Linked DNA regions of Homo sapiens: region 1 is linked to region 2. A link is a loop called in an ENCODE intact Hi-C map of the cell type or tissue named here. Cell type or tissue: mammary epithelial cell. All regions are shown on one strand. Each heading gives the region's core, and the rest is flanking DNA. Links, peaks and the distances in the headings are about the cores only.

Region 1 (16,093 bases), core at 7,117-11,116, 100 kb before region 2:
ACTACACACTTGATATTTGATGACCATTAGTCGTGTTGGATGGATTGCTCTTTTCAATTTAACATATGTTGGTGCTCCCACTTCAGATTCTTGAGTCTGTGAAGCTGAGAGTTGTTTCAGCACTGCTAAGTGTATCTGCAACATCTAATGTTTTGGTGAGATCATAATAAGGACTCAATAAATATTTGCAATTTAGTGTTCCAACTATTCTTCAACATTTATTTGTAGGGATTCATATATTGATTAATAAAGCTATCCTCTCATGGAAATAATAACCTTATGGTTTAAATAAAGGCAACTGTAGGCAAATGCATTCAGCAAACAGGCTCAAGTGTTTATGAGAACTGAAGAGGTAGAACAAGTTTGTATAGTTGGCTTCCCACCACACCCTTACTGAAACTGCTCATATCACTATCATGGTATGATAACAAGGTTATCATTAACATCCACATAGCTGGCTTTGTTTCCTTTCACATTTCTCAATAGATTTTGAAGCCGTTGGCCACTTTTTTCTTGTAGAAATACTCTTTTCTTATTTCTGTGATATCACGCACCTCATACTCTCTGTATGCCTCTACCGACTCCTTCCATTCTCTTCCAGGGGTCCCTTGTCCTCTATGTAACCTCAGATCACTGGGCTCCAATGATTACATCACAGCCCTTCTCTGCTTGCTCTACCCACTACACCATGTTGATCTCACTGATCCAAGTTTCCAGTCATAACTCCACTCGTTCTACCCATTCCTCCATGTTGGTCTCATTGATCATAGTTTCTAGTCGTAACTCCACAGTCTCTTCAGCAGCTAAATCCTTATCTTCCGGGAGGCACAAACATCTCAGTTCCTGCAGGTTACCTCATGCTTTACGTGTCCGAAACAAATCCTCATACTCACTCCTGCTCTTTCTTTTCTTTTTTCTATTATCAAACATGCCACGTTATTAGGGTTGCTAGATTTAGCAAGCACAGCAACAGGACATCCAGTTAAATTGGAATTTCAGATCAGCATCAAATCATTTTTTATTCAAATTTAACTGGGTATCCTGTATTTTTTCTGGCAACTGTACCCCCAGCCAGTTGCCAAAACCTAAAACAAAAGACCCAACTTCAACACTTCCCTCTCTCTTGTTCCCCCCAAAATAATATGTTTAAACCTACTTTTCTATTATTTTGAATGGATGGAATACTTTTATTTATGTTCAAAATCAACATTGTTATACAAGGTCCTGTCACTTCTTACCTGGATTCTCTCAAGTGCCTCCTGTCTGTTCATTGTTTTTTGTTTTTTTCTCCTGCCTCACCTCCCTCCACTCTGCACCCTACAACACCATCTTGCTGATTTTTGCAGATCAGGTTAAGTTACATGAACAGGGACCAGAAAAGGAGCACCAATGTAGTAGGTTTCTTCAGAGAGGGGTGTTGTGAAGAGGTGTATATTTTAGAAGCAGTCCATGATCTGAGTGGGGCTTGTTGACTCCTGTCACCTCAGATGTTTCTTCCTCCCTCTGTCAGCACTAATATCCGCCATGTTATACAGCCTCTAAGTCACCACCATAATCTCCAGCATCTCTGAGCCGAGGCAGTTACTTATGCCTCTGCCAGAAACAGCTCTGTTCATCCCCTCAGAATGCAGATTAGAGGGCATCTCTTCAGGAAAGAAGAGATTCACATTTCCTAAATGTGAAACTGAAATAAGGTGCTTTCCTATGTGCTAACACGTCACACACATACACCAATGTTGTAGGAGTTGTGTGTCTGCTTGTATTTCTGTCTCCAAAACCAGACCATGAGCTGTTTGAAAACAGACATGATGTCTCTTATTTCTGCATACCCAGCATCTAGCATGGTGTCTGGCATCAGTGACCTCTCAACAGGTATATGTGATGTGAGGAAGAACAGCCATACATGCAAATATCTTTCAAATTCCTAATTGTAATGGGTCCTGGGAGTCCTGACTGATGCTAGCCATTTTGAAATGCCTCTAATAGAACTGTTGGAACTATAGGCTGTCTTCTCCATGCATATTGGCCACATCTCTATTGTAGCACTTGTTATATTGTTTGAATCATATGTTTAAATACATGTCTCCATTTATTTTTTCAAGAAACATTCATTGAACTCCTCCTACAAGGTAGGCACCAGGCCATATGTAGTCCCTTTCCTCAAGGAGCTTGCAGCATTTGGTATAAATAAAACAAGTAAGGACGTTAATAGATAAAGCATCTCAGGCACTATACTAGATGCATGAACAGGGTAAAATGGGGCTTAGAGGAGGAAATGGTCACTCCTTCTGGGGCATGGCTGGAACATTTTACAGAAGGACTGACACTAAACAGATTCTGAAAGATGATCGGGAGTACCACCTGACAAGGGAGTACAGGTGTTGCAGGCATGGACCTGAGCAACTCTCAGCCTATTCAAGGCACTCCAAGGAGCTGTAGAGGCTGGGGCATAGGGGGAAGATAAAGCTGGACAAAAAAGAAAAAGTAAGATACTATGAGGAATAAATGCAAAGATAGGGAATTTGGAAACCACAGAAGGATTTTAAGTTGGGAAAGAAATAAGATTAATATGACTAGATTTTGATGTTAAAAATATATGTATGTTATGAATTCAGATAAGGTGTATAGAAGATAGGGAAAAGGCTTATAAAAATGAAAACTTAGCTTATCTATATGAATGAATTTTTCTCCAGTAAGGGCCTCGTGACATGGCTCAAAGCAATCTTTGTAGGAGTGGCTTTAGGATTAGAACAAACTGCTTCATTGTTATTTGGTATGAGCCTTTAAAAAAAAAAAACATGCATTTACTAATCAAGCTGCCCTGAGTTTTGGATTATACACTTTCAAATTTGTTCTTTTCTGAAAATATCTCTGCTGTACAGAACGGTTTTAAAGGGAAGTTTCTCTCTCTCTCTCTCTCTCTCTCTCTCTCTCTCTTTCTGTGTGTCTATATATATAGACACACACATACATATACATATATGTTTTATATATATAAAACATATATAAAGCTTTATATATATAGCTTTAAAAAATCATTTTTCCTGATATATTCAAATGATGAAACACATCACACCTGCCAACACTAAAAAGCTATAAATAGAGAATGAAGTATAAATCTAGAAAGATAAATAAGCAGATCCATTCTATATCTATTGCAATTAGGAGAGTATTTTAGTAGCAAACGAGAGGGAAATGATTACTGAATTGCTTACAAAACTTAGGAAGAGGAGATATAAGATATATAATGGCCAGAAAAACTATGTATATATTGAAAGAATCATTATGAAAGTGATATGAATTATCTAATAACTCCAACATCACAAATGAATTTATTACATTCACTAACCTGTAGGTGAAATGTCAAACATCCTCTTTAAAATAGAAAAAAGAACAGTTCAACCCAAATATTGCAGCCATCTTTACATCAGGAATATTGAGGGTGGGTGTTTTAGCCATAATTCCTAATGTTAAGTATTAATGCTTTAGATATATTGAGCATTTTCTATATATAGCACAATCTATCAGGATATAGAGATGCAATGACATGTAGGTATGGCCTCTGCACTTGCACAGTTTACACTATGGTGGTGGAGACAGAGAAGTAAATTATTATGATCAAATGCTGAGATGCAGTTGTGTTCTAACAAAACATCATGAATTTGTGGAGGAGGAAGTGAACTGTCTGGAGTGGTCATGGAGTCTTTAATGAGCTGAGTTTCAGATGATCGACATGTAGATGATTTCAGCTAGATAAGTCATGAAGCAACATTCTCTGTGGAGAGAACAGCATGCAAAATGGCAATAGTGATTAAGTTCTGTACTAGCCTAGTAGTAAGTGAAAATAACAGATTTGCCCTCAGGGAGCATCCAAGTTAAAGGGAAAGCTGATGCATTTACAATAGACAATAATAAAGCAAATTCAATCGAAGCTCATTTCCATAACTTTGGGAAGAAGAGTTTGGTAAGACTAAGGTAGTGTTTTGAAGTGGAGGTGGAGCTTGAACTGGGCCTCGTATAATGTGTAATATTTGGAAAGGTGATAGTAGTGAAGAAAAAGGGAATGTAGAGAAAGCATATTTAAATCTAGGCTGAAATTTTTTTGATTTGACATGAAATAAAAAAATAAGGGGATATTTACAGATTTGCAAGCAGGTAAGAAAAAGCAGTGTTTAAAGATTAGACTGCCCTAGGTATGCAGAATTGCTGAGAGAGGACAGAAGACAGGAGCCAGGAAGGTGAGATGGGAGGGCATGGTGTTACCTTGGCGTAAGTAATGAGGGGATGGAAGAGAGCCATGAACAGAGAAGGAGAGAGCCAGAGCCACACGGCTCACGTTACCAAGGGAAAAATGAGTGAATTGAAGAAGGTTTGGATAAAGAGGTTAGAAGAAAAGTATAATTGTAATGTTTGGAAACTGTATGAAAAAAGCATTTTTCAAATTTTACTGGCAACAAAAAAAATTTGAGAATTGTTTCTGTTGACATGTGTGTGATTCCTGTCTTTATTTTCTTTATTCTGATGCTTTGGCATCTGGGGTCTTGCTGACCTTGGAAGCACTACCCCTCCCAGGATTAGTCAATTTTCAGAAATAGGAAAGGACTCACCTGTAAGTGAATTAACCTTCTATATGCAAAGGAACCAATCTAGAGGCCACAGCTTCAATCATCTCCTTCCTCAGGCTCTCCCACTCTGGGCCACTATCGCCTGCCCTGATTACCCTAGGGCCAGGTACCAGATAATTACACCCTTACACCACCTGTGTCCCCAGCCAAATCTCATCTTGAATTGTAGTTCTCATAATCCCCACGTGTCGTGGGAGGGACCCAGTGGGAGGTAATTGAATGAGGGGGGGCAGTTACCCTCATGCTGTTCTCATGATAGTGAGTGACTTGTCACGAGATCTGCTGGTTTTATAAGCAGCTTTTCCGTCTTTGCTTGGCACTTCTTGCTGCTGCCATGTGAAGAAGGATGTGTTTACTTCCCCTTCCGCCACAATTGTTAAGTTTCCTGAAGCCTTCCCAACCATGCTGAATTAAACCTCTTTCCTTTATAAATTACCCAGTCTTGGGTGTGTCTTTATTAGCAGGATGAGAATGGATTACTACACACCTTCACTTTCACCCCAGAGCCCACTGAAATTATTCAGGCCAACCCATCCTAAGCCTGCTTGCCCTGCCCTGCTCTTTCCTTCCCATGGAAAGCACAGTAACACTTTCCTCTCACTTCTTCTGCTTCCCAGCCCAACCTGGTGCTTCCCTGCTTGGTCCTGCGTCATACGCTGTGCCCCTGTTTCCAAGAATCTGTGAATATAATGAACTTCTTCCTCGTGACAGTCATCTCCATGTCTGCATGTCCTACCATATCTAATTAAAGCAAATCCCAGGTGTCTGATTAAAACAACTTACTGAGTACAGTAGATAATGCTTGGCTTGCTTATGCAGTCTAGCTGATCAGAAGATAAATGAGAATTATATGCAACAAAATTATTGTCTTTAGTTTCTACTTGGACCACACAGACATGACCTTAGCTATGATCGGCTAATTTACATATAATCTTCAGTGAGGTTTTATCTGGATTAATGATGTCCTCATTGCATATGAAAATAGGGGTAACTCAAGAAACTTTCAGAAGTTAGTACCAAAATACTGTTACATAACCACTGTCTTTTATTATGCCAATAATATCCTCTTTTAAAATGTCAGAAACATCTAAAAATGATTTTTTGCTTTATTTTGTTTTTTTCCTACTTGGCCCCAGGTGCAGCGTTGAGTTCATCATATTCTTTAGTTTATGATACTCTGTCATCTTTGGTTTGTGGAAGGTTGTTCTACTTAAAACCAAGCAGATAAAGAAAACTGGAAAACATATTAACTAGAAACATGTCAAGCAGATAATTAACATTATTCTGTAAGTTGGCCATAATAATGGATATAAAGAAAATAAAAGGCACTAATAAGTTAAAAAGAAACAAGAATAGATATTTTGAAATCTAGATGTAAAAATTGTTAACCTAAGTATGTTCATAAAATAATCTAATCCACTTAGTATGAACGAATTGTACATTAAAAGGTCATTTTTCAATGACTATACTGGCGTTTAAAAAAATTAAAACAATAGTGAGAAAGTTGTGGTTAACAAGGGCACTGTTAACAATTGTTGGTGAGGTATACGTTATTTTACAAAGCAATCCACAATATGTATCTCAGCCCTTTAAAATGTTCTTATCCCTTAAGGCAGTGATTATACACCAATTAATTCTTACTAAAGAATAACAAACATCAAATGTCAATGTATGAAGATGTTCATCACACTGTTATTTATGACAATAAGGAAAAGCTATTTGGAGTAGTGAAGAAATGGTAGGACTGGGCACCGTGGCTCACACCTGTAATCCCAGCACTTTGGGAGGCTGAGGTGGGGCGGTCACGAGGTCAAGAGATTGAGACCATCCTGGCCAATATGGTGAAACTCTGTCTCTACTAAAAATACAAAAATTAGCTGGGCGTGGTGGCACGTGCCTGTAACCCCATTAAAACTGTACTTCAAAGAACATTTGGTAATATGAGAGAATGTATTTGTTAAATTGATAAGTTGAAAGAATAGGACACAATATGTGTGTGTGTGTGTGTGTGTGTGTCTTCTCATAGTTGAGAGCAGAGAGCATATACCACTACATACTAGAATAATTAATAGTAAAAAGACTGGCAACACCAAGTGTTGGTGATGATGCAGAGCAATCGTGATTCTCATACATTGCAAGTGGGAGTATAAAAATGTACAATGATTGTAAAAATGCTTGATAGTTTCTTATAAACTTCACCATCTATCTCTACCATGATTCGGCAATTATACTCCTTAGTATAAGAAATAGGAACGATGTCCACAAAAAGATTGGCACAACAACATTTATAACAGATTCATTCATTTTTACAAAAACCTGGAAACAACTCAAATATACATTCCAACTGGGGAATGGATAAACAAATTGTAATATATTCATATAATAAAATACTACTCAGCAAATACATAAAAACAAATGAACTATGTCTACATAAAAGACAGAAGAAAAATTCAGAAGCATGATAAATGAAAGAAGCTAAATGCAATAGATATATACTGTATAAAATCATACATAAGAAACTCAAAATTAGGCAAAACAAATTTATGGTGATAGATATCAAAAGAGTACATTTTCTCAAACCTAGGGAGATACGTAATATTTCCTTAAGTTCTCTCATAATTTTCCTCCAGTGGCTACTACTGAAGGAAAGTTATGAGAGAACTTTTTAAAAAAAATTCTTTGTTTTTGAAGGCAGTTATTGAGTATATAAACTTTTCAAACTCATCAAATTGAACACTTAAGATCTGTAGTTGCAAATTTTATCTCAGTAAAATAATAAATACTTAAATGTTAAAAGAAAAAAATAACCATATATACATATATATATATATATATATATATCTCCTAGGTGTAAATATACATAAAAGATATATATAATCTCCCTAGGTTTTAGGAAATATATATATACATACATATGTATATATATATTTCTTTATTTTTTTGAGACGGAGTCTGGCTCTGTCCCCCAGGCTGGAGTGCAGTGGCAAGATCTCGGCTCACTGCAAGCTCCGCCTCCCGGGTTCACGCCATTCGCCTGCCTCAGCCTCCCGAGTAGCTGGGACTACAGGCGCCCGCCACCACGCCCGGCTAATTTTTTTTTTTTATTTTTAGTAGAGACATATATTTTTAAACCACGACAAGAAACCTAAAAACTAGTTTAACAAGAAAAATATATTCACATTTAACTCTGTTTACGTTTTTGAAAACTTACCCTATGATCAAAATATTATTAAAAAGTCAATAGATTAACAATATTAGGAAATAGATTTAAAAGCACAAGACAGGTAGTGTCTACAAAATCCTTCAGCATGGCAAGACGTATCATGGAGTATTTATTAAGATCACAAGTCAAATCAATAAATTCTTTGTGTGTGTGAATGTGTGTTAACATCCAGGACATCTGTGAGACCCTAAGGACCTATTCACAGAAGGCCACTGAATTATAAGTTTTGTCCAGGTTTTCAGCTGGGTAACGAAACACGTAGCTGGAAATGAAAATGTGGCAGCCATGCTGATCAGGGCTGGGCTGTTAAAATGGTTTCTGCCTGAAAGAGTCCCTCCTGTAAACATCCCTAGGATAGGGAATGCAGATCCAGCTTAAAAAAAAAAAAAAAGAAAGAATGAGAACATGATTGTGCCACATGGAGATTTGGGCAGGATCTTGTTAGGCCCCTGAGGGTGCCTCAGGCATCTTTATTCAAACACATTTTTTTTTTTTTTTTTTTTTTTTGGAGGGAGCAAGGAGGAGATCACACAGTTGTGGAACTGTCGTCAAAGCAAGCAGCTGACATTTAAATAATATTATGATTTAAAAGGTTCCTTTGCATTCGTTCCTTAACTCATTACACCTTCACAACTCTGTGACACGAGAAGAGGAGGTGACACTATTTCCATGTGAAAAATGAGAACACTGATATTCAGAAAGATGAACTGATTTTTGTAAGGTCAGATATCTTTTAAGTAATGGAGCAGGGACTTCAAGTGATGTCTGTCTCTCTCCAGTGGCTCTATGATTCTCAGGATATCATCCTATCTCCACGCAACACAATGTCGCCGCAGAGGAGTCGCTTCCTGAGTGGTTCCATGATAGCCAGCCCGGTATATCTACTCCTTTTGGTCTTTTTCTGCTTCCCTATCTTCAGCAAGGCGAGGTAATCACTCTCTCTTTGGTATGTGAGATATGTATCTATTCTGTCATATCCGCCTTTCAGTTGTCACATAGCCAAACTATGCAAATGTGGCCATCTCCACATCTCTGCGTTCAGCACGGCTGCTGCTCCACTCTGGACTCCTTCCAACTGTTCAGATGGGCAGGGAGGAGTTTCATCATCAGAGATGATAAAGAAACATGACTATTCAGCCTTTCTCGTACATCTACCGAATACCTAACTAATGATGTTCTCACCATATTGAAAAAAAAAAAAAAAACCATCCAGGATGACGAATTTATTCCCTGAGTGCCTCATGACAAGTGAGTCAGCTCTCAGCAACCAGAATTACAAGTGGACTGAGCTGGGTGACGGTGGAGCATGAGGAAGTGCAGTCTGTCCTGCCTATAAAGGTGGTCCTAGGCTAATCGAAAATCTGCACCAACAACACAGCAAAGTGTCTTCTGCTGCCAGTAACAGAGCACCCAACTGTTGGTGTTTGAGGGGGACAATCGGTAGCTCTCTCTCTTTTTTTCTGAGACAGAGTCTCGCTCTGTCGCCCAAGCTGGAGTTCAGTGGTGTGATCTCGGCTCACTGCAACCTCTACCTCCTGGGTTCAAGTGATTCTCCTGCCTCAGCCTCCCGAGTAGCTGGGACTACAGGTGCTGGTAGCTCTCTTTTCCCTGCCTAAGTTCAGAACAACTTGAGAGACAAACAGGGAGAAAATAGATGGAAATAAAAATAGCCCTTCATTTCTGATAGAAATTAAAAGCCGGGAATGTGGTTTATATCTTTACGTAAGCAAATGGGCATCCCAATCCTGAGCCTCAGGATTCGACCCCACTCCCCCAGTCACAGGAAGTGCGAGGAGGCCCCAGGCCCTGGGTCTGAGCCTGGCCTCTTACGCTGCATGACACAGGACATCTGTTGGAAGGTCAGTTTCTAAGACAAAATAAAGAGCTGATACCTCCTGATTTATCCTTCCACAAACCTGATCAGATTGAGCCATCTCTTCTCCCTGGTGGTAAGGGGTGTGTATGGGTGTGGGGTGGGGACAGCAGGAGGGAAAGTAAGGGAGGGTGCCAGGAAAGGCACAGAGTGTTACTTGGTAGAGTTTCTTTTGGGTAAAAGAGGCATCAATAATGTTTCCTTCCAACACCAACTAAAAAGGGTTTCAACAAGAAAGACGTTTATTACCTCATGTAAGAAATCGGGGGTGGGAGGCTGGGGGTGGAAGTCAGGGCTACAGTGAGAGCCTCAAGGCCCAGGTTCTTCCTGTCTTTCTTCTCCAGTGTGTGGCTTGGACCATCACAGTCAAAAGATGGGGGTAGCAGTTGCAGGCAAGCATACAGACACAGCAGTATTTAGCAGAAGCAAAAAGGGAAAGGGGATTTTTCTTGCATGTCACCTTTTGTTAAGGAAGGAAAGCTGCTCCAGATAGCTGCCCTCGGACTTCCCCCTGGATCCTACTAATTAAGATTTGATGGCCTGGCTATGCCCAGCCTGGCTTCCAGGGTGTCTCAGAAAATGAGTTTATGGTATTCGAGCTTCTTTAGAGGAAAGTGGCTTCTCTCATAAAGGAAGCAGGTTGTTAGTGTTATGGATGGTGGAAATAGCTATTGAGTATGTAAGCAACAATGTCTGCCATGATTACACCTAAAATTTCCACAAGGAACATCTGCACATGTGGAAAATTTCTGCAGGTTGGACTACATATGACAGTCCCTAATAACTGAATATACTTTTGAGTTCTCATTCCCAATCCAAAATAAAATAAGGCAAAGGGGGACTGAAATGTAAATATTCTATCCTGCCTGAGCCCATGCCTCAGTAGTTACATGCTTCAAGGGAAGGGTCATACAGTGGACAGCTCAACAGATGATTAGATCTGCACCTTGGGGATTATGTAGTGCTGCTTCCTCATCTCTAAAGATGGGGTGTCCTCGCAGGAAGAGATGAGGAAGCAGGAAGAGACTTTAGAGATGAGAAATCAGCACTTTCTTAAAATTTTTAACATTTTTTCTGTCCACTCCACCCTACTGCCCTTGGAAGCCAAAAGAAGGTTGTAAGGCATTCATGACCATAAGTTATCACTTAGAATCAAGTGGCAGGAAATTGAACTTCAGTAGATCCCAGAGTGAAGTCACATTTTTTCCACTATCACCCAACTTGTTAGGGAGGATTAACTGGGCCGATACACTCAGGACTAGAACACAAGATTCTAACTCAGCCTTGCATGCGAGATAAGAATATAATGCCCTCTTACTATGTTGTAAGACCAGCTGCAGAGGAGCTCATGCTCCAAGAGGAAGATTTTCTTGGAGATTTTAGTAGTTTTAAGATTTGTGCAATTGTGTTTGGAAATCCAATATCATTTTTAACTGTGAGACGGTAACACTGCCCATGATTATTACAGTGTGGAGTAGTTCTTCTGGAACAACTTTTGGGTATAGATTTATGATGGCCAATTATTTAGAGGTCTTTCTCCCCTTAAAAATCTGCAAAAATTGTGGAAATCTAAATTTCCCTGTCTAAAACTATGGAGTATGCTTACTTTTAAAATATAATACAATCCCCCCCATTGCAAAATAAAAATTGGTATATTTTTAAGAAGTCCTAAAGAACACTTAAATTATTTCCAATTCGATTCCTCCCATTCCTTGTTCTTGAAAGAAAACAATAACAAAAACAAAAACTTTAGTCAAATGTTGTTAAGGCTCAGGAATGATCGATGGCTTATATGAAAGGTCCTCATCAAAGCATATGATTTAGAAAAGAAGGAGACTCATTTTTTTCCCCAGTCTACCTTCCCATGTTTTTTCCTTTCTGAAATGGAGTTTTATTCAAGGAAAAAAAAAAAAAAAGCCAGACTTCATGATATATGTCTTGCCTACCAGAGAAATTTGACCAAAAAAAAATTTGTTGACCAAACTCTAGCTGACAGACATACTTAATCTATTATCTCGATAAAATCAACTTCAAGGAAGATCTCAGATTGTGCTGTCATCAAAATTGATTTTATCAAACAAGATAATCTTTGCTGTCAACAAGCAGCACTTTCTTAAAACTCTTAAGATTTCTTCTATTCACTCCACCCCACTGCCCTTGGAAGACAAAAGACGTTTGCAAGGTAATCATGATCATAAGTCATCACTTAGAATCTCCCCAAACAGAACCAAGCGGCAGGAGGTTGAACTTCAGGAAGCAGCTTTCAGGCTACATTCATGTTTAAGGAAAAGAAAGCTGAAATAGTAAATTTAGATAGCTACATGTTGAAAATACTCCCCCCCGGATACAAGATGTCCATTGTTTGAAGCAATAAAGTGCAAATGAAACCCGTCTTTACATGCACAATTGGGCATGTGCTTCCATAAATGCCTGATTGTGTATGCAAATGAGTGTTTTGCGCACCCAGTTACCTGCTTGCTGTATTCAGATTTTTAGGGTCGATGTAAGTGCTTTTATTATTTTTTTAATAAAATTGTTCTAAATTATCTGTGGATGAATGATGCTTTAGAAAATTGTTATTTCCCTAAAATCCAGATTTAAACAAGCGCCTCTGAAACTTTGCAATGAATAGTTATGTATTAGTAAAGTCACGTGCAGAATTCAAGCAATTATCTGGGTGCTTCAAGGTAAACATACCACTGTGCATACATTTGTCACATAATTCTGTTATTTTAGGTAGAAGAAAGGGCCTAGTTCATCCAGCTCATGTAGCTTTGCACTTTATTTAACTAATTCAGTCAAAACACAGGGCCTAGAATATAAGGCAGTTTCAGCCTCCTCTTGGAATACATGCTGGCATAGGGAAGTGGATCCATTGCACCACAGTGATCATATGTCCAAGCGAATAAGCCTTCCATATAATGCCTCCTGACTTGCATTTATTCTGGCTTTTCTCGGAAAAGAAATAGCGAATGTGAGGATACACTAAATTAAGGCTACAGAACTGTGAGTGGAGAGGAAAAATCTCTGAATAATTTTCTTGACACTTCATTCAACCCCTTCAGGACCTATGGTGATAAAGCACTGAAGATTTATTTTAATGTGTAAAAACCCTGCTCTGTTCCCCTGGGAGATGCTAAAGAAGACACTGGGAGGCTCGGGGATAGTTTATATTTATCAGGTAAAGTACTGTCTGCTCACTAATAAGCTTCATAAATATTTTTCCCTTCTCTTGAACTTAAAGAAGATCCAGATTTGCAATCTAAAAAAAGAGAAAAAAAGAAACAAATTTCAAAGGTTCTAATACGTTAGTAGAAAAATGTATCTGCATTACTAGCTGCTTTGTTGGCGAGACTGTTTGAATATCATTTATGTAATCCTGACTTCATTGACACGCCATCAACTAGCCAAGCATTTAATCACCAAGATAGATGACTAGGTCAGGCGCATACTACCTATTTATATATTTTTTACTTCTGTAGTTGTTAAACCTAGAAAAGGAATTAGATTTTTTTTTTTTTAACTGAATTTGAAGCTGAATTTTTCTGGCGACTCTTTCTGGGTGAAAATATCAGTCCACAAGATGTTACACAACAGTCCCTTACTGATGATTTCTCCCTATTTCCACCGTTTTTTTCCAATCCTGGCAGATCGGACCTTCTTAAGCTTCATCACTGAGACCAGACCACCCCCACATTTTAAGCCTGGTTCTCCCAAAGTAGGGGACAGACCTGGAATCGTACGCTAGCCTTTCTCTGAGCCTGCTGTTGAGGCTGTTGAAGGCTTGGAAACCTCCATCTTTCAGTGGCCACAGTTACTACTCTTGAGCCACAGCTTCAAAATAATTTAGCCCATAGTCTAAGTTTCCCTTGTTCAGCAGGTTTGTGCCCCTGACATTTGCTGCCAGCTATCTTTGATGCTGAATTTTATTTTTTTGGCTTCCTAGTACTTCTAGACTGGCATCCTAGACTTTGGTCTTTGCTTGGACTTTTGATTATGTATCTAAGTTCTACTTTGAATATTAAAGTTCTTAAATATTAGTTTATATATTTACTTCCTCCTATTCCCTCAGGCATTAATTAAGTGACTAATATGTTCCAGGCAGGTATTAGAACCTGGCAGTGCTCAGGACACATAGACATTGTCCATATGGAACTTTCTTGTGTCTAGATTCATTCACACTGATTGATCACGTGCCTGTGTTCAGAGCCAGGCTCTTCTGGGACCCAGAGGTCACCTGCTCTTCCATGTCCTGCTCAGGATAGTCTCTGCCTTTGGGAGACTTCTAATCTGCATTGGAAGATTGGGAAAGCTTTCCTTATTGGAGCAGCCACTTCTGTCCTACCCACCTCATGGGCAATGAAGTTGGAGAAGGACTTAGGAACTAATATCATATTCTAAAGGGAAGAGTGGCATGGAAAACATGAACTTCTGCATTTGTTTTCTTTAAGAGGCACTACGTGGAGAAGCATAGTATTAGATGTCAACTGCAATCACTTTTCTTCAGAAAGCTAAAGAGCATATATACAGACTATATATATATATATATATATATACAGAGAGAGAGAGAGCATATATACAGACTATATATATATATGATGTATACATATCCAGCTTGATGTAATTAATATATTAATATAGATCTTGTAACTCTGGTGTTCAGACCCCTGTATTTAATAGCTATAATAGAAATCACTATAGCTGGTAACAGAAAAAAAGTCATATTCTGTGGCTTTATGTCAAGAGAGAATTATATTTAGAATTTAGTTTATAGTTTAACCTTAAAGCAAGGATGACAATAGCCTTTCCCAAAACTAAACCACACTTGTAAAACTAATCAACGTCCACAAAGTTAGGATTATTACAGGGGCTTGAATTCTGCTAAGATATGGGTGTGGTTAAAAGATAACCAGCTGTTGTTTTGGAGGTCACAAGATATGTAACTTCCCCAATTACTCTTACACATAACATCACTATTGTGGAACCTCTGATTGGCCTTTTGAGATGTCTTTTAAGACTTTTAAATTGCTGACTCCATCCAGATCTGCTGCTTGTGATTCAACAGGCCCTGTGACCCCACCCAAAGGCAGACTCAGTGCATGAGGACTGTTTTCCATACCCCTATGATTTCATTCCCAACCAACCAACCAACACTCCCATTCCCTAGCCTCCTGCCCACCAAACTATCCTTTAAAACCCCTAACCTCTAAGCCTTTAGGAAGACTGATTTGAGTAATATCTCCAGTTCTTTGCTGTGGCCAGCCTCGCGTCAATTAAACTCTTTCTCTACTGCATTGTCATAGTCTCAGTGAACTGGTTTTTTCTGCGCAGCGGGTAGGAAGAATTTGTTGGGTGACTACAGATACTGGAGCAGTTTTCTAGATCTTTTGACTCACCGTACTGCTTTCTTGTAGCCACGTGATGATTATTTTCTTCAAAGAGAGCTCTACACCCTTGCATTCAAAAGATGTTGGCAACATGTCATTACCTATGGACCTACCTTGATTAGAAAAATCAAAACTGGTCAGGACCCAGTACAGCTTTTAACACGTGAGGAAAGAGCAGGCGGGTGGTCTGAAAGCTCCTTTCAGCAGAGAGATGTGCAGAATTTACTAAATGAGAGAAGCTTAGGTGCCTAGAAAACAGGTTTACTGAGAAGAAAGTTCCGGCAGCTTGCCAGAGGCATGCTCTCAAAATGTGAGAGGCAGCATCTCAACTCTTCACCTAACTATGTGCAAGGTGACACTTGGGGACATGTGAGCAGGACAAGGCAGGAGCCCTGCTGGATGGTTGTAGATTTAAGCTAGCCCCAACCCCTGGGTCCATCACTCATTCCCATAAATCGCACTTATGCTTCTCCCTGGAATAGCAATCATTGCAGCCCCTCCCACCTCCTTGTGTTCTATGGAACCTAAAGTTCCTGAATCCGAACACAATCCTTTCACTGTTAAGACTGGCACTTTACATAATCCTCATGTTTGCAGGCCGACTAAATGTAAATATATGCAAATATACTGGCAAGTTGGTCTGGCCCTCAGGCCTTCCAAAGAGACCTTTCCTGCTGCAAAAGTTGAGCATTGCCTGCTTAGAGGGAGAAGGATTAAGGAGCTGGTAAAAGAAGAGAGGGGACAACAGATAACTTTAGAAAGTAATATAGTGGGGAAAGAAGATGTAAGCATAACCTTCCTATAAATAAGCAAGTCACAGCTAGAAAGCAAAGCTCTGCTAAGGTAGCACTGGGATGGCTGTCATCGACAGTAGCTAGGCCTGGGGAGCATTTACTCACTAGAGGCAGAAAATCACTGCAAGGCAATAGTTTCTGAGGCAAATGTGAGCATCTCCTAAATTGCATGAGGCCCAGAAATTGTTTTC
Region 2 (16,093 bases), core at 5,430-9,429:
TTTTTCTAGTTGTTCAGTATAAAATAATCCTACAGTAAAACTCCGTTTTAATGTCTTTTATCTATGGACCCTTCCCTGACCCCATGCGGAATGAGTCCAGCATTCTCTGTGCTCCTGAAGCTCCTCACACACACTGCACATTCATCAATGCTTAGCACTACGCTGATTGCTAACATTTATCGGGGACTCACTTGTGCCAGACACTGTCATGAGCACTATATATACGCATCAATCAACTAATTTTCTCATCCTTCTGGAGAAGGTGCTATGAAGAGTTCTGTTTTACAGAGAAGAAAACCAGCATAGAGAGGTAGGGTCGCTCTCCTGAGGTCACGTGGTTAGGTAAGTGGATTGCAAACCCAGGTATTCTGAGTCTAAAGCCCTGCTATTCAATACTAGGTGATCTGACGTTTCACCTGTGCCTAGAGATTTAGGTGAACCGAGGTTCCCATCCTCATTTCTCCCGGTAACTTGTGGGCTTCTCCATTTATCTGTCCATTCAGAAAACAAACAGGCGTGGAGGCCTCCTCTGTGCCAGCCAGGGCTCTCCTGGGGAGGAAAGAGCTCTGTTGTCACCCCTATAGCCATGGGCCTTTCCTGTGTGCTGCATAAACGGAAGCCCCAGCTGCTCTCCTGGCACACCCGGAGCCCTAGAGCCCAGCACAGTCATCCTCAACCTCAACTGCAGGCTGGAATCATCCAGGCGTCTTTAAAAACATACTGACATCGAGTCCCATGCCCATCAATTATGATTTAATTGGCCTAGGGTAGGTCCTAGGCATTGGGATTTTTAAAACCTCCCAGGGGCTGGCACTTCTGCTCTGGAATCTCCAGTCGGGAAAATACTCATGGAATAAAATATCCTCCTACAGCCCTATGAAATTATCTCCTGAGGAGGATTAGTTCCCTATTCTAAAAAATTTCACCCTTAAAAAGAAAGCTAGGTGTAATATGACAGCTCAGCAGTGGCAAGGCCGAGTGCAGGCCAAGATCCTGAGCCAGCCCTTGGTGCACGCAGCTCTGGGCTTCCCCAGCTCCTCTGCCGGGTAAGCTGGGACAGATCTGAAGGGCAGTGGGGTTTGTCCTTCAGAAGTTCCCTTCCACGGCTAAGAGGGAGGAAGAAACAGGTTTACCACACAGCTCACCAGGGAGCTTCAAGAACAGCATGGACGTTTGATTTACAGGGTAAACTGGTGAAAGACGAAAACGTGTGCCGCGCCTGTAACAAGCAGGGCTGCTCCATGGGAACACCTGTGCCGGCGCAGCCCGCCCACCCCGGACAGCGCCCGCACCCTGTCTCCCCTGGCCAGGCTCCTGTAGCCCCAGGCAGAAAGGGAGTTGCGAATTATTTGAGGATATGCTGAGAGTGTCCTGCCTGGGTGACAGGAGTCTCATAAATCATTCCTTCTCTGTATTTGATCTCTCTTTCAAGCGGAGTCATGTCAACTCACTGGGGAATCTGAGGCCCTGGAATCACTGTGAAGGCATCGTTTGGGTGTGCAGAGCTGCAAGAAGAGACAAAAGATGATGGAGCTAGGAAAATAGCAGAGGGGCCAGCCAGAAGATAACATACAATAATAAAATCAATAATAATAACAGTATATACTAATTGCTACTAATTACTTTTCTCTCTAGCATTTTTTTTAATCACCTGCTCACTTGTGATTTGTTTGGTTTTTGAAGTTCTCTCCCTACTTCAACACAGCCTCCATGGTGACAGGGTATAACTTGTTCCTGCTGTAACCTAAGTGCCTAAAATAGTACCAGGCATAGAGTAGCTGCTACTAAATATTTGCTGAATTAATTAAATATAACAGGATTTATGTGCTATGATGTAAATAGCCCATGTGAACTCATTTAATCATCATAATAATACTGAAAGGTAGACATTCCTGATGCCATGTGGAAACAAGGAAACAAACTCAGAAAAATTACAAAATTCCCCTGAATTAAATATGTAGCTGAGTAGATGCCCATTCAATTTTGACTACTGCCAGGTCTGTGCTCTTTCTACCACCCCAATGCTGGGCCCCAGTGAAAAAAAATTAAGAAAGTAGATGGAGGAGAAAGACAATAATGATGATGAGGAGATGGAGGAGAAGAACGAGGAGGAGATAAAATAAAAGCAGAAGGAAAAGGAAAGTGAACAAGTTCAATGTGAAAGAAAGGCTGGTTAGGGGGTCAAGAAGTAGCACTCTTCTCAAATGCCACCGATGGAAGAGAGAAGTGTAGCAGCCTCAGGGAAGATGAGAGTAAAAATGAACTTTCTGTGGACTCACTTGGACTCACTGTCACTTCACATTATGCACAATGATTTTATTTAACAACATCCTTGTAGAGCTCAAGTAAAAGCAAGATACATTGTACATACCCAGGCAGCTTTTTTTAAAGCCCTCATGAATGGATGTTTAACTAATCTTAAAATGCACATTCAGCTGCACTATCTCATGATGTCCTGGATCTGTGAAAACCGAACACACCCATATTATAGATTTTACACACACACACACACTCTTCCAAGGTTGGACAAAGGTTAAACGGGCTGGTCAAACTTGAGCATAAGTCACACCTGTGTCAGGAACAGAATGCCAAAAGATCCTTAATGTTACTCCAGTAGCTGTGTATTCTGGAACTCCCAGACAGGTACATCGTCTGTCTCCTTTGCTCATCCAAGGTTCAGCAGCCACAGTTTAATCACACTTTCCCAATGGGAAAGACTTTGCAGCAATTGCATCTACTCAGTCAAAAGGGTTCCAGAATGAGAAAAGGCTGGTGTTAACGCCTTAAGATTACATTCTTAGTCCATGTGGTTTGCATTCAAATGCCTTCTGCAGGACAGCCGTGGAGTTTGTCAGAAAACATCAGACCGCCTTTGTTGGTTGATGAGTGAGAACAGTTGTCAGGAGACACAGGAAGGAAGAAGCCAGCCCAGGTACACATGAAGGGGATGAGCAGGATATTCTACCAAAGGCAAGTAGAACTTACTTAATATGGCACCAAAGGGATGCTTTTCCAGGACAGACTATTCTGAGTCATCACCACAAAGACAACAAACTGAGTTCCTTGAGAAAAGGGTTCGGATTTTGTTTACCAATGCAGTCTTCTATGTGACTTTTTTTTTTTTTTTTTTTTTTTGAGACAGAGTCTTGCTCTGTCACCCAGGCTGGAGTACAGTGGCACGATCTCAGCTCACTGAACCCTCCACCTCCTGGGTTCAAGGAATTATCTGCCTCAGCCTCCCGAGTAGCTGGGATTACAGGCACCCGCCACCACACCTAGCTAATTTTTTTTGTATTTTCAGTAGAGATTTCTATGCAGCCTAACTAAAGGTGTAACAGGTACCAAATGCAGTTGACTATTTAAAATAAAGATTAATAAATAACACAAATCAATCCATATACTAGACATTCTTTAAGACCATGGCATCATATTAATTAACTGTAGTGGAAACAACCACAAAATAAAGACACAACAAGTAATCTTCTCTTAATAAAAAGGCATAATTGGCTAAAATAATCTAAAAGGAAATGAAGAATAGCGGGTGTGGGAAAATAGCTCTGATCCTCCCTTGATAAATACGATGTCAATTATTTTCTTCTCTGTGTAATGTAATTTTGATAGTATAAAAATGTGGTGATGGAACTCAGGAAGATAACCCCCTGGAGAAGCACCTGAGTGATAAACTGTCAAAGGGACAATTCTCTGTGGAAGAGAGCAGTTCTGATAACCTGGACCAGGGGATGTTAGAATGTTTACTGGCCTCAAAAGAAGACGTAATCTCTGCTTCATAAATCAGCTGGAAATGTGAGTGTCCTTCAGCCCAAACTAAGACAGGCACAAGGTGTGGACAGAAAGTGGTTGAAATCTGCTTGACCACCAAGACCCCAGTTGGCCACCAAGAAGATTAAATTAAATCCAAAAGCTGGCTTATAACATCACATGAAGCCTGTATTTGTAGAAGGAAAATCAGCTGGTGAATATCAGTCTGGCAAACTGAACATGCGAAGAAAGGATTTGGAAGGATCAGCTCAGGATAGTCTTGAACCTAGAAAAACAGCTCTTGATGTAAGAAAAAGGTATGTTTTTTCATCTGTTTGTTGTTCTGTCTGCTTCGTTATTATTGTTGTTTGAATCTAGAGCTGTGCAGTTCAGGAGAACTTTCTGTGATAATGAAATGTTCCATCAACTGTCCTGTCCAGTGGGGTAACCACATATGGTTATTGGATTTTTGAACTATGGATAGGGTGATTAAGAAAGCAAATGTTTAATTTTAATTAATGTGTATTTAAATTTATTAGTCACTCATGTCTAGTGGCTACTGCATTGGCAGCACAAATCTAAAGACTCAAAAATCAGCATAGGACCCAAGAAAGTCAGGACAATGAGTGGTTTAGGAATGAATATGGACCCAAACCAAATAGACCCTCCAAATTTCTAGAAGGTTGTAACACTCCTAATAAATCTGATGGTGATGCCAATCCAAGTCAACCTTAGTCTAAAGAGTTATAAAGCTTGGTTCTCTTAGATAAGACTAAGACAAAGAAATGTGCCACAGTGTATTGCCTTACAGACTATGAAAGATAAGCCAGTCTATGATCAAAAGTTGAGTTATGTCTATATATGTTAACTCATCCACTAAAATTGGCACATTTATATAATTCACCCACTACATTCTGGGTGCATTTTGAGGCCATTGTAAGGTTATGGGTCTTCATGTTAGGCTTGCAATGATTTGAGTGTGTTGCGTTAGTCCACAGAGGGGCATCTAACTATGATGGGGAATTAAGAAAAGATTTTCCAGAAAATTAGACTGTTAACGATTTTTGAGTTGACTCTTGAAGATGAATAAGCAGCTAACAGGGTTGGGGATACTAAGGAAAGCCTTCTAGAAAGATAACACAATTTAAGTCATGGCAAAAAGAAATACAATTGTCAACTGCATGTAGGAAATGCAAAGCAAATAGGTGTATCAGGATTATTAAATAGAGGTAGAAGTAGTAGGATATGAAAGAGGTATGAAAGGTGAGGTTGGAAAAAATTACAGGGTGTGATCATATTATATACCATACGTACTAAGAGAATGGATTTGAGTTTGCTGACAGCATGAGGAATTATGCATGGATTTAATAAGTATTATTTTAAAGAGAACACTGTGTCCAAAGAGAATTATCAGTTCTATATGTTTTGGAGGAGATGGGGATGTATGGTGAGACAGAGCAAGTGTTGGTGGGAGAATGTTTATAGGCAGACATACTAGTTAGGAGAATATGTTTTTAAAGTTCGAACAAGAATAATAAGGACCTAAATTAAGTCACTACTACAGAAGTTGGAAGAGAGGTGAATGATTCAAAAAATATTTAAGACAAAAATCTACCTTCCCCAATGACAACTAAGTCATACACCTAAGTGGGGGATAAATGAAAGGAAAATTCGTGGACAAATCCCAGGTTTCTGACAAGACTTGCTAAGAGAGATTGTGGTGTTGTTAAGGGAGAAAGGGGTTATAGACAAAGTAGTAAATGGGGAGGTATTGATGGGTTTATCTTGAGGGTATTGAGTCTGAGGTTCCTGCTTCAGATATTTCCATGCGTACATCTTGAGAGAGTGGTCTTCACTGGAGATGTGGCTATAACAGTCATCATCATGAAACGGTAGTTAAAATGATGATGATAAAGATGAATTCTCAGGGAGGATGAAAGAGAACAGTGAGGAAAAAAGCTGGCACCCTACAACCCCAGTGTGTAAGGGGAGGCTTCAGGGAGAGAAATCCAGAAAGGAGACCTGAAAGAAAGGCCCCAAATGGACAGCAAACCAAGAGAGATTGTTAGGTTATAAGAAAGCAGGAGACAGAGAACAATTGAACTGCATGAAATAAAGCAGAAAAGTCTTGAATGACACAGGTTGAAATATGTCCATTGAATTCAGTATTTAGAGATTAATGGTGACCACTACGGAAGAAGCCTTGGTGGAATTTACCTGAAGAACAGAAGGCAAGTATCTGGGGCTTAGGAGGAAAGGACACAGAAGTAGTAGTATTATTGAGGGCAGAATGATTAAAAGGAGACACACTAAATATTGAAAGATAGTTTCTCTGGAAGATGAGATAGAGCAGTGGGAAGGTGGTGAGTGAAGGCTTTTTATTTGTTATAAATTTTCATTTCTTTTCACATTATCTCAATGATATGTTTTACTTTATTATTACAAACACACAAAAAGATAAAAATCATCACGAAGATGAAATAATTCTGGGAGCGAACATTTAACAAAGATGGGTGACTGAGAAAGAAAACAGAAGCCTTGGCTAAAGATTTCCTTGAGAATGATAGTTAAAGTCATGGAAGCCACATGACTCAGGGAAAGGAGAGAGCAGGCAGTAAGAAGGCGAAGGGAGGTATAGATACAAGACAAAGGAGATAATTCATATAGCAATGACCCATAGTAGATGAGCAAAAGAGGATTAAAAGAACAAGCAGAAGATTTCCGCTTGTCTGCTAAGAGGCACATAATATTTAGAAACAGGGGGAAATAAATTGGATATATGTGTGTAGCTGAGAGGTATTAGAAGATCATTCTACTTGCTGAGATTGAAAAGGGTAGGATGGGGTTCAAGATAGTGAAGGTTTGGAATGGTAATCCTAAGAATGGGAAAGAGATGTGGTCAAAGATAGAAATAATTGTGCGGCCTTTTGAGGTTCAGCTGGAGCTAGAGACCACACATTAGTAGTGGCACAAATCCAGAATGTGTGACATTTTCTTCACCTGAGCTCAGTAACCTGGGTATGAAACAAAGAATTTGAGTGTCACATTGATCCACCGTGGTAAGTGTTGTGGAAAACACAAAGGTTACAAAAGAGAGAAAAGTGTGCTGAGAAAGAGATGAGATGAGCTGGGTAAGAAAAGAAACTAGCCCACGGAGATGCTGACAGATTGGGAGAAAACAGGACTAGGAATCTCTAAAGTTGAAGGCAGGTGTACTGAGAGGGAACATATGAGACAGTCAAAAGCAGTATCAAGTCAGAGTTAAAATCTCAAGATTTTGAATTACATTGAATTAAAATTAAATTCCAGTCTTGCCATGCCTAGGTGTATGACATTGAGTAAATTACTTAAATTTTATGTGACTCAGTTTTCTTATGTGTACGATGGGATAATAACATTTATCTCAGAGTGTTTTTATGAAGACTAGATACAATAACCTATCTAAAGTACTTATCATAATTCTTGATATATGGTAAATATTCAGTAAATGATAGGAAACACATATACACACAATGGAGCTTCAGATTTTAAGATAAAGAATCTTTGTGATAGCCAGGCCCCCAGATGCCTCCCTTATTCTGCAGCAATCCCCACTTTCTTAAGTAGATCCCTCCTACACGGAATCCAGAGAGGCCTGTGCATCCAGTAACATGTGTCAGATGTGATGGTATCTGACTCCCACAGTAGCATCACAAAAGGCGTTGCAGTTTCCACCTTGGTATTTCTTGAATGACTCACTCTGGAGGAAGCCAGACACCACTTTATGAAATCATTCAAGCAGACCAATAAATCCACAATGTGGGGAACTGAGGCATCCTACAAATAGCCAGCAGCCAGTTGTTAGCCATATGAGTGAACCACATTGGAAGCTGATCCTCCAGTTCCACTCATACCTTCAGATGCAGACATCATGACAGCATCTTCATGAGAAACTCAAGCCTGAAACACTTATCTAACTTATTCTTGAATTTCTGGCCCACAAAACTTGTAGGAGATCAACATTATTGTGGTTTTAATCCACTATGGATTGGGAGTAATTTGCTACATAGCAATAAGTAATTAATACAAAATTTGGTGCCTAGAAAAGAGGTGTTGCCGACTGTAAAAACGTAAAGTACAGACAATGCAAAGGCTACAGGATATTGATGAATGTTACAGAAAGCCTAAATAAGTTTAAAGAGACTGGTAGCATAAGCCTAATGGTTCTTGAGAAGGTAATGAGTGATCTTTTATAGAAAAGTGAAAAAAATGTCACTGGAAACTGAAAGAAAGGTGATTGTTATTATGTGGGGCAGAAAGCTTAGCAAAACTATCGCCTGCAACATATAAAAGTACAAAATCTATCTAACTAGGTGATCTAGATAAGATTTCCAGGCAGAGTTGAAGGTGTACCTAAGTTTTTCATGCTTTTTATACTAAAATGAGAGATGAACTAGAGAAAACACTTTTAAATATAAAGGACCCAGAGCGTACTGGTTTTGAATACTCCCAGAATCTCTAGATGGTGCTTGATAGTAAAATTTTAAAAAATAGCTTCTGGGAAAAAATATAGCCTAGGAAACTATCAGGCAAACTTGGTATTAGACATTAAACCGAGAGTGTAGTTGTGAAATCTTTTGTTAAGATCTCAGAAAGATTTAGGTTGGCGCCTCAGAGAACCATTCAGTAAGACAACAGGGCTTCTTAGAAGTTTAAAAGTTTGTCTAAGGGCAGAAACCCAAGATAGACAAAGACTTCTCTGGAAGAGATCTTTGAATATTTTTTCTTCTAATAAAATGAACCTCAGTAATACTCACAAGGGACCTATACATCTCACAAAATAATTGTTGTTGTTGTTGTTTTTTTTCTTGAGACAGAGTCTCACTCTGTTGCCCAGGCTGGAGTGCAGTGGTGCAATCTTGGCTCACTGCAAGTTCCTCACGGGTTTACACCACTCTCCTACCTCAGCCTCCCGAGTAGCTGGGACTACAGGCACCCACCACTACGCCCGACTAATTTTTTGTATTTTTAGTAGAGACGCGGTTTCACTATGTTAGCCAGGATGGTCTCGATCTCCTGACCTTGTGATCCGCCTGCCTCGGCCTCCCAAAGTGCTGGGATTACAGGCGTGAGCCACCGCACCTGGCCACAAAAGGATTTTATTGACAGATATCCTGTCAGATTGGATTGAAAGAAAACAAAGATGGTACAAAATTAAAGAGATCTTTGGATGCCCAAACATCTACATCCAAGAAGCAGCTGGAAAAAGAAACACTCAGTTGTGAACAAGACTGCCTTTAAAGGGAAAGAAAAAATGACTGAGAAGGTAAAATCAAGAGCCCAGACGACAGAGCTAAGAACCATGGAGAAATAGCCCAGGCCTTGTGTCTGAATCAAGGAACTGTCAATATGTACTTTGCTGGATTTCAGAATTATTATGAACCAGCAACTCCTATGTATATCCTGTTGTCCTCTTTTTTGAATGGTACAATTGACAGTGATTATGCTATGCCTGTCCTTCTATGACATGTTGAATGTGTGTGAGAGTATGTGTGCCAGTGTGTGTGGTGGGGAGAGCAGGAAAAACTGTCTCTTCAGTTCTTAGGTTTTCTGATTGAGAGAAGCTACTCAAGGCTATATGGAAGGAAGCACACTGAAGGACCATCATCCTCACCTAGAACTGATGTAAATGATGAGATTCTGAATTCCAATCAGACACTGTAATGGGGTAAAACTTTTCAGTGCTTTGGGAGGGGGTAAGTGCATTTTACGTTTTGGAGGAATATGAATGGTTAAGGGACAGAGGGTGAACTGTGATGGCCAACTTCTAAAATGCCCCCAACCATCCTTGCCTCCTGGCAGTTATGCCCCACTACAGAACCCTTCCACACTGAATTATGGTTGATTTGTGTGTCCAGTGAACTACAGAAGAATTGACAGTGGGTAACTCCTGAAGTTACATCATAAAAGACATTGAAGTGTCTACCATGATCTCTTTCTTAGATCACTGCCATGTCATGGGGACATTCAAACAGCCTTATGGAGAGGGACACATGATATGAACTTAAAGCCTCCTGCCAGTGGTCAATGCCAAATTACCAAGGCACTAGTGAGCAGATCCTTCAGCCCCAGGTAAGCCCTTATGACCACTGCCCCATTGACATATTGACTACAACCTCCTGAGACTCAGAGCTGGGACCACCCGGTGGAACCACTCATGCATGCCTGACCCACAGAAACTGAGATGATGAGACTATTATGATTATTTTAAGATGATAATTTTCAAAGTCATTGGTATATAGCAATAGATAATTATTACAATTCCCTGATGATGAAATGTTCAGTTTGTTGTCGTGGAATAGGAATGATGAAAGTGAAGTGGATTTTGTTCCTTGGAGATGAAGAGAACATCTCAAATCAAGGTGTTGAATTATCTCCATGTGGACACTGTTGTCTCCTGGTTAGTAATGTGACTGGAAAAAAATAAAAAGAACAGACTGCCTAGTCTCCAAATTCTTCCGTAACTACAGGTTAGTGGTTTGCAAGGAGGTCAAAGTTTATAAAAATGAGAGTAGAAAGCGTAGTAAAATTAGATTCCAAACAGAGATCTCACACCTCTTTTATTTTTCAAGGGCAAAAGATTAATCCTTGGGTTGCAGTTTTTTGTCCCGTAGTACTTATTCCCCAGAGTTTTTGTTGTTTTACAAATATAATAGCAGTTATAAAGACAATAGAGATGAAAAATCACACGATCCCAACTTTTCGACACATCATATAGTCTATTAGATCTTGTATGTGCTAATATTTGTGGATACATGAATGAGAATGATTATATAACTAGAACATAAGAAAAATTTATAATTTCCATCCTAACAATTATTCTACTATAATCATTTATGTGATACTATATATTCTTCATAATTTCTATTTAAAATAGCTCTTTGAATGAATATAGGATAATTTGCTTAGCCATTCCCATGTTGCTGACCTTTACTTTTACTTTTTCTCCAATTAAAAATCATGCTGTGTAGAGAGCTTCCTTCTACTTTTGAACAATTTCTTCATGAAAATTTTTCTTGGGTAAAATTACTGGGTCAAAAAGGCCCTTGGACATTCTAAACAGCAACAAAACAAATTTATTCCTTATTCTGGTATAGTCTTAGAATAAACTATGAGATGCTACAGGATTCAGTGAAATGGGAAAGAAGAGAAAGAGAGTTGGGCAACCAGAGATCAAAAGTGGAAACAGTGGCATTTGTTGGAGCAAAGCCATTGGTATCTCTACGCTCAGAATGAAGTCAAGGGGTGTTCCTATCTTTCACCTCTATAAATCGCCCCCAGTCTTCCACTGTCTCCCTTCCCTCATCTAACTGCTCAATATTAATCAGACACTTAGCTCTCCCCCTGTAGGACACCTAGATAGCTCTGCTCTGGACAAAGCTAAGAGGTAGGGAGCATGCACTGAGATCAGGCAGGAATTGCGCTAGAGTGGGAAGCATTGCTATTCTCGCTTTAGAGAAGGAGACATGGGCTGAGAAGCTAAGCGCCTTACCTGTATTTGAATAATGAAGAACTAGTGAAGCCAGGATCCAAACCTCAAAACTCATGTCTATTCTTTTGCAGTACACCCTTTTAATTGTATAATGTCGCCTGTACTTCATGCTTAGGACCAGAAAATTCCTAAGTGCCAGAAAGTTTTACAAGCTTATCTGTTGAAGAGTAGATTACATTCTTTGGTCTAAGAAGTTTAAATACCCTCCCTGCTTCACTCATACACACAAGTGCATACATCTTCCACTAGTGTAAACTTGCTATTTTATTTTTCAGTTTGAGGTGATCAAGGAATATCTGAATGTCTAATTCTATAAAGAATGTCCTGTGACTTATAAAACTTGTAACATGAAAGTCTGACCTTCTTGGAGGAACATATAGCTTGTCCTCCACAAGCCTGATGGACTGCTCAGTTTGGGCTGTGCTCCCTTCTACAGTGTCCATGTGAGGAAGCAGCTCCCTGTGGTTCTGTAGAATCAGAGCTGTTTGTCATACTGTAGTTACTTACGGCTCCTGGTGTTTTGAAAACACAAGACTCATCCTTTATTGAAAGTTGTTTGTTTTAAGTCTCTTCATTATTTTGCAGTTAAATCAGCTATTTTACATTAATTAAAAACCAAACTAACCAAAGACTGTAGTAGCATGTGGTACCTTCAACCTTGTATTGAACTCTCAGAAAGGTGAGAATGTCAAGAAGGGTTACTAATGAAGAGGATCAAAATATGCTAACCCAAAATATGCCACGTGGCATAGAGATGATTTTGAGCTGAAAACAATTGAGCAACAGCAGATGGAAAAAAAAGCCTCCCACCCGCTAACCCCAGCACGTTTGCGTAAAAGCAGGCTTAGACCCTTAATAACCCGAGATAACTCGACTCCTATCAGCTCAGAAATGACGCCAAGCAGAATCTATATAACAAATCTTACTGAAATAACTTGTATCTTTAATTACTTTTCCCCACATATTTATCTCCTCACAGTTTGTCACCCCAAAAAGCCTGATCCTCTTTTCCTCTGTCTTGTCACTTCCCTATACATTTATTGTTCTTTGTTAAGATGTTATAGAAGCTCAAGTCCCAAGCACCCTTTTGTCCCTTATCACTGGGTTCCTTCCCACGTGTTTGCATGCTGCCTCTGTAAATACATTTTTATGGGTTTGTCCTCTTTGTCTTTATTTTGTCCGTATAATTTGCCAGGTCCCAGGCAATGAACCTAAGTGGGTAGAAGAAAAAGTTTTTTTCCTCCCTAACTAGTATTCTGGAACAAACTTTGTAAACAGCTGTGATGTCTGAAAAAGAACTACCCACAGGCACCAATCAACCAGCTATAGCCAAGAAAAGTACTGCTGCAGATGCAGAAAATTTCATGGGTGGGACATAATACCAACCTAATAATTATCTCCTGGAAAATCCCACCAGCTGATAGCCAGATGATCAAGATGTTGTGTATTTGTGTATGTTGGGGTGGAGGCAAGGGAAGACAGTGTGTGATAAGAAGATTGAAAAGGAAAGATGAGGATAAAAATTTGTGTTCATTATATTATTTTCTGAATTCCTGAATGATGTTATCTCTCAAATGTACCAGAGCCCAAAGCTAGCTTATCATCATTATAATCATAATTAAATATGCACTAAGTCTTAAAGTACAGTCAAAATCAATGCCTCTCTGGACCCCATCAGTGTTTTGGTACAGCTCAGTCACTTGGACTCGTTTTTGCTTATTCAACCTATTTCGACAAACAGATTGCACTTCCACTACAGGAGTACAATCTTAAAAAAAGGCAGGTGTTATTTGATTTGTGTCTATCTGTTTCCCCCACCCTGTGCAAAAAAGAAAAAAATATAACTTGATCAGTATTTGAATCTAACCTGTCACTTCTAAATGTGCATATTGCTTAGAAGAGTCAGAGGGTACAGAAAGAAAAGGGAGAAGCAGGTGTCGAAGGATAAATAGTCAGGAAAAGATGCTAAGAGTAGAGCTGACTTATTCTTACTACCTGCATTTTAACTGAAGGAGTGAAACTAACAATAACGTATCTGTGATGTATCTATTTATGTGCTCTTTTAATTAAGTCTGGTCCTCCCCTGCCCCTTGGCTATTGGCTCCATGGGAATGGGAAGACCAGGCAAGCTTGGTTCACTGTTACTTTCTCAGAGCCACATCTTCCGCCTGGCATATCATAAACATACACACTCCATTAGTGTATGTTTGTTCAATGAATGGGTTTTGTATTAAATAAAACAACGTGAAAATGGGTAGAAAAAGCAGCCCAAGGTGTTAAGTTATTCTGCCCTGAGACATTCTTCAATGTTTCTTCAGACTATTTCTGTACCATCTGCACTGGTAGGAGAGAAAGGTCTGGGGAGCCCTCTCAGTATAATTTATTATATTTATGTAGCACCTATCACCTCGCTACTCTATCTAGGTCAGTGATTCCCAAAGTCTGTTTCGTAATGTGCCAGAATATCTCTGTGGGGCCATAACTTCTTAAAATATTCTCAAAATTAATTTTCATATCATTGAATTTTTAAGAAATAAACAGAGGCCATGAAGGGGAGGCATTATGAAAGCAAGAACACAATTCTAAACTACAACATTTCCTGGGAAGTTGGCAACCAGAGATCTGTATTTATTCCAAAGTATTTATGGATTTACTTATGAGTTCAATTTCTCAACAAATATTTATTAAATGTTTACTTTGTGTCAGATGATATACCAGGTATTTGATATAACGGTATGCAGCACCGAATCCTTACTCTCAAGTTGCTTGCTTAAAGGGCAATGTGATGAAGGGACAGTATGACGTGAAGCTCAAAGTTCAAATCCAGCATCCACTGGGTGCCAGCATGGGTGACAGAGGGTGCAGTATCCTATTTGTCTTACCTTTCCTGATGTCTGTATTCCTCATAACTGATACTACCTAAGGAAGCCTCTGCTATTTGAAACCCAGTATATCCTGAGCCTGACAGAACTTATCCTGTCTCATGCACTCACTTCCAAAGACTCTCAAATTGAGGTGAGCACTCCCAGCCAGCCTTCAATTCAGTACCTCTGTCTTCTGAGACTTTGTATATCCCATCATCAGGTACCTCTGAAACAAACTAAACAGGCTCATTGGTAAACCAATTTCCCCACTCATATACCTGAATCTTTTCTTAGCACACCTAGGTTAAAAACCTGAAAACATTTTTGACACTTTAGGATATTAGAAAGAACTTGATCCTGAGAATCATACAGACATGAGCTCAACGTGGTGCAGGTCTGTGCTCGTGTCCATCAAGTGGCATGACTCGACTCTTCTTCCACAAAAGGATAGTTGTTCTAACCACTGAGAATTGTTATGAGAATTAAATGAGGCAATAAGTAAGGCTCTTTAAAAAAATGCCAAGGACTGTGAAACTATGCAATAATCGTTCTTTAATCCATATAACTTAAGTCCTTATAATATTACAATTTCAACTCTAATCACTAAAGGCATTTGGACATTGGCATTGTTCTAAATATATTTTCGATATTCATTCATTTAAAAAATCATATTAGGATAATTAAAAGCATTTCGGGCCAGGTGCAGTGGCTCATGCATGTAATCCCAGCACTTTGGGAGGCCGAGGCAAGCAGATCACCTGAGCTCCGGAGTTTGAGACCAGCCTGACCAACATGAAGAAACCCCGTCTCTACTAAAAAAAACACAAAATTAGCTGGGCATGGTGGTGCATGCCTGTAATCCCAGCTACTCGGGAGGCTGAGGCAGGAGAATCACTTGAACCCGGGAGGTGGAGGTTGTGGTGAGCCAAGATTGCACCGTTGTACTCCAGCCTGGGCAACAAGAGCAAAACTCTGTCTCAAAAAAAAAAAAATTAAAAAATAAATAAAAGCATTTTCATAATTCAAAAATGACTTCCTTTAGTAAATGGTGTGAGATAATGATGTGATTTTCTATGCTGTGAATACCCAGTCAGTGACGTAACCGCAGTCGTATCCACATGGCTACTATTCCAATGGATCACTGCTCCGACACAAGAGTGGTCTTACTAGTTATTATTAAAGACTACATGTTTGTGTCTCTCCAAAATTCATATGTTGAAACCCTAAGCACCAATGAGATGGCTTTAGGAAGTGGGGCTTTTGAGAAGTGATGTGGTTTAGATAAATTCACGAAGATGGAGTTCCAGTGATGGTATTAGTCTTCTTTTAAGAAGTGAAAGAGGCTGAGAGGTCCCACCCTCAATCATGCAAGCACATAGCCAAAAGACAACTGTCTACAAGCCAGGAAGTGGCTCTTCACCAGACACCAGATCTGCTGGCACCGTGATCTTGGAGTTCCCAGACACCAGATATGCTGGCACCATGATCTTGGAGTTCCCAGCCTCTAGAACTAGGAGAAATAAATGCCTGCTATCTAAGCCACTCTATCTCTGGTATTTTTGGTATAGCGCTCCATGCCAACCAAGACACTACTAATGCAAAAGTTGTGATGGCTCATAGTCATATATTTTATATACTTTTTATAATATATATTATATGTACCCTAAAACTTGAAGTATAATAAAAATATATATATATTATATACTTATACGTTATATATAATGTACAAGTATTATATATAATGTACAAGTACTCTATATAATGTAATTATATACTCATTATATATAATGTATACATATATAATAATTCCTTCAAAATACTGAAGTACAATTATGCTATAACATTAAATGTTAAGACACCTAGTTCCATCCAAAACAGGTTGAGTCGGAATTCCAGGTAAATTACAATACGTCCTACTAAACATTTTCTCTAAATGTGT

Evidence for each region. A loop is a pair of places that touch in the nucleus more often than their neighbours do. Peaks named below come from ENCODE experiments on the same cell type or tissue, not always from the same donor. Only the 100,000 strongest peaks of a DNase experiment are listed, where the experiment ranks them.
Region 1: it touches region 2 in a loop (4-fold over the local background); 1 of 110 quality-filtered maps calls a loop at or near these places.

The regions. Positions count from the first base shown.
Region 1 is chr11:132,623,911-132,640,003 of GRCh38, forward strand. The region is part of intron 3 of OPCML (opioid binding protein/cell adhesion molecule like); the gene reads right to left. Among named protein-coding and RNA genes, the nearest start is that of NTM-IT, 350 kb to the left of the region's middle. RefSeq lists an enhancer at 8,700-9,899. In mammary epithelial cell, for the core only: no CTCF peak of the experiment used is centred there; a DNase peak (open chromatin) is centred at 9,001; H3K27ac peaks cover 1,985 bases.
Region 2 is chr11:132,726,897-132,742,989 of GRCh38, forward strand. All of the region lies in intron 2 of OPCML (opioid binding protein/cell adhesion molecule like), which reads right to left. Among named protein-coding and RNA genes, the nearest start is that of NTM-IT, 450 kb to the left of the region's middle. In mammary epithelial cell, for the core only: no CTCF peak of the experiment used is centred there; a DNase peak (open chromatin) is centred at 7,535.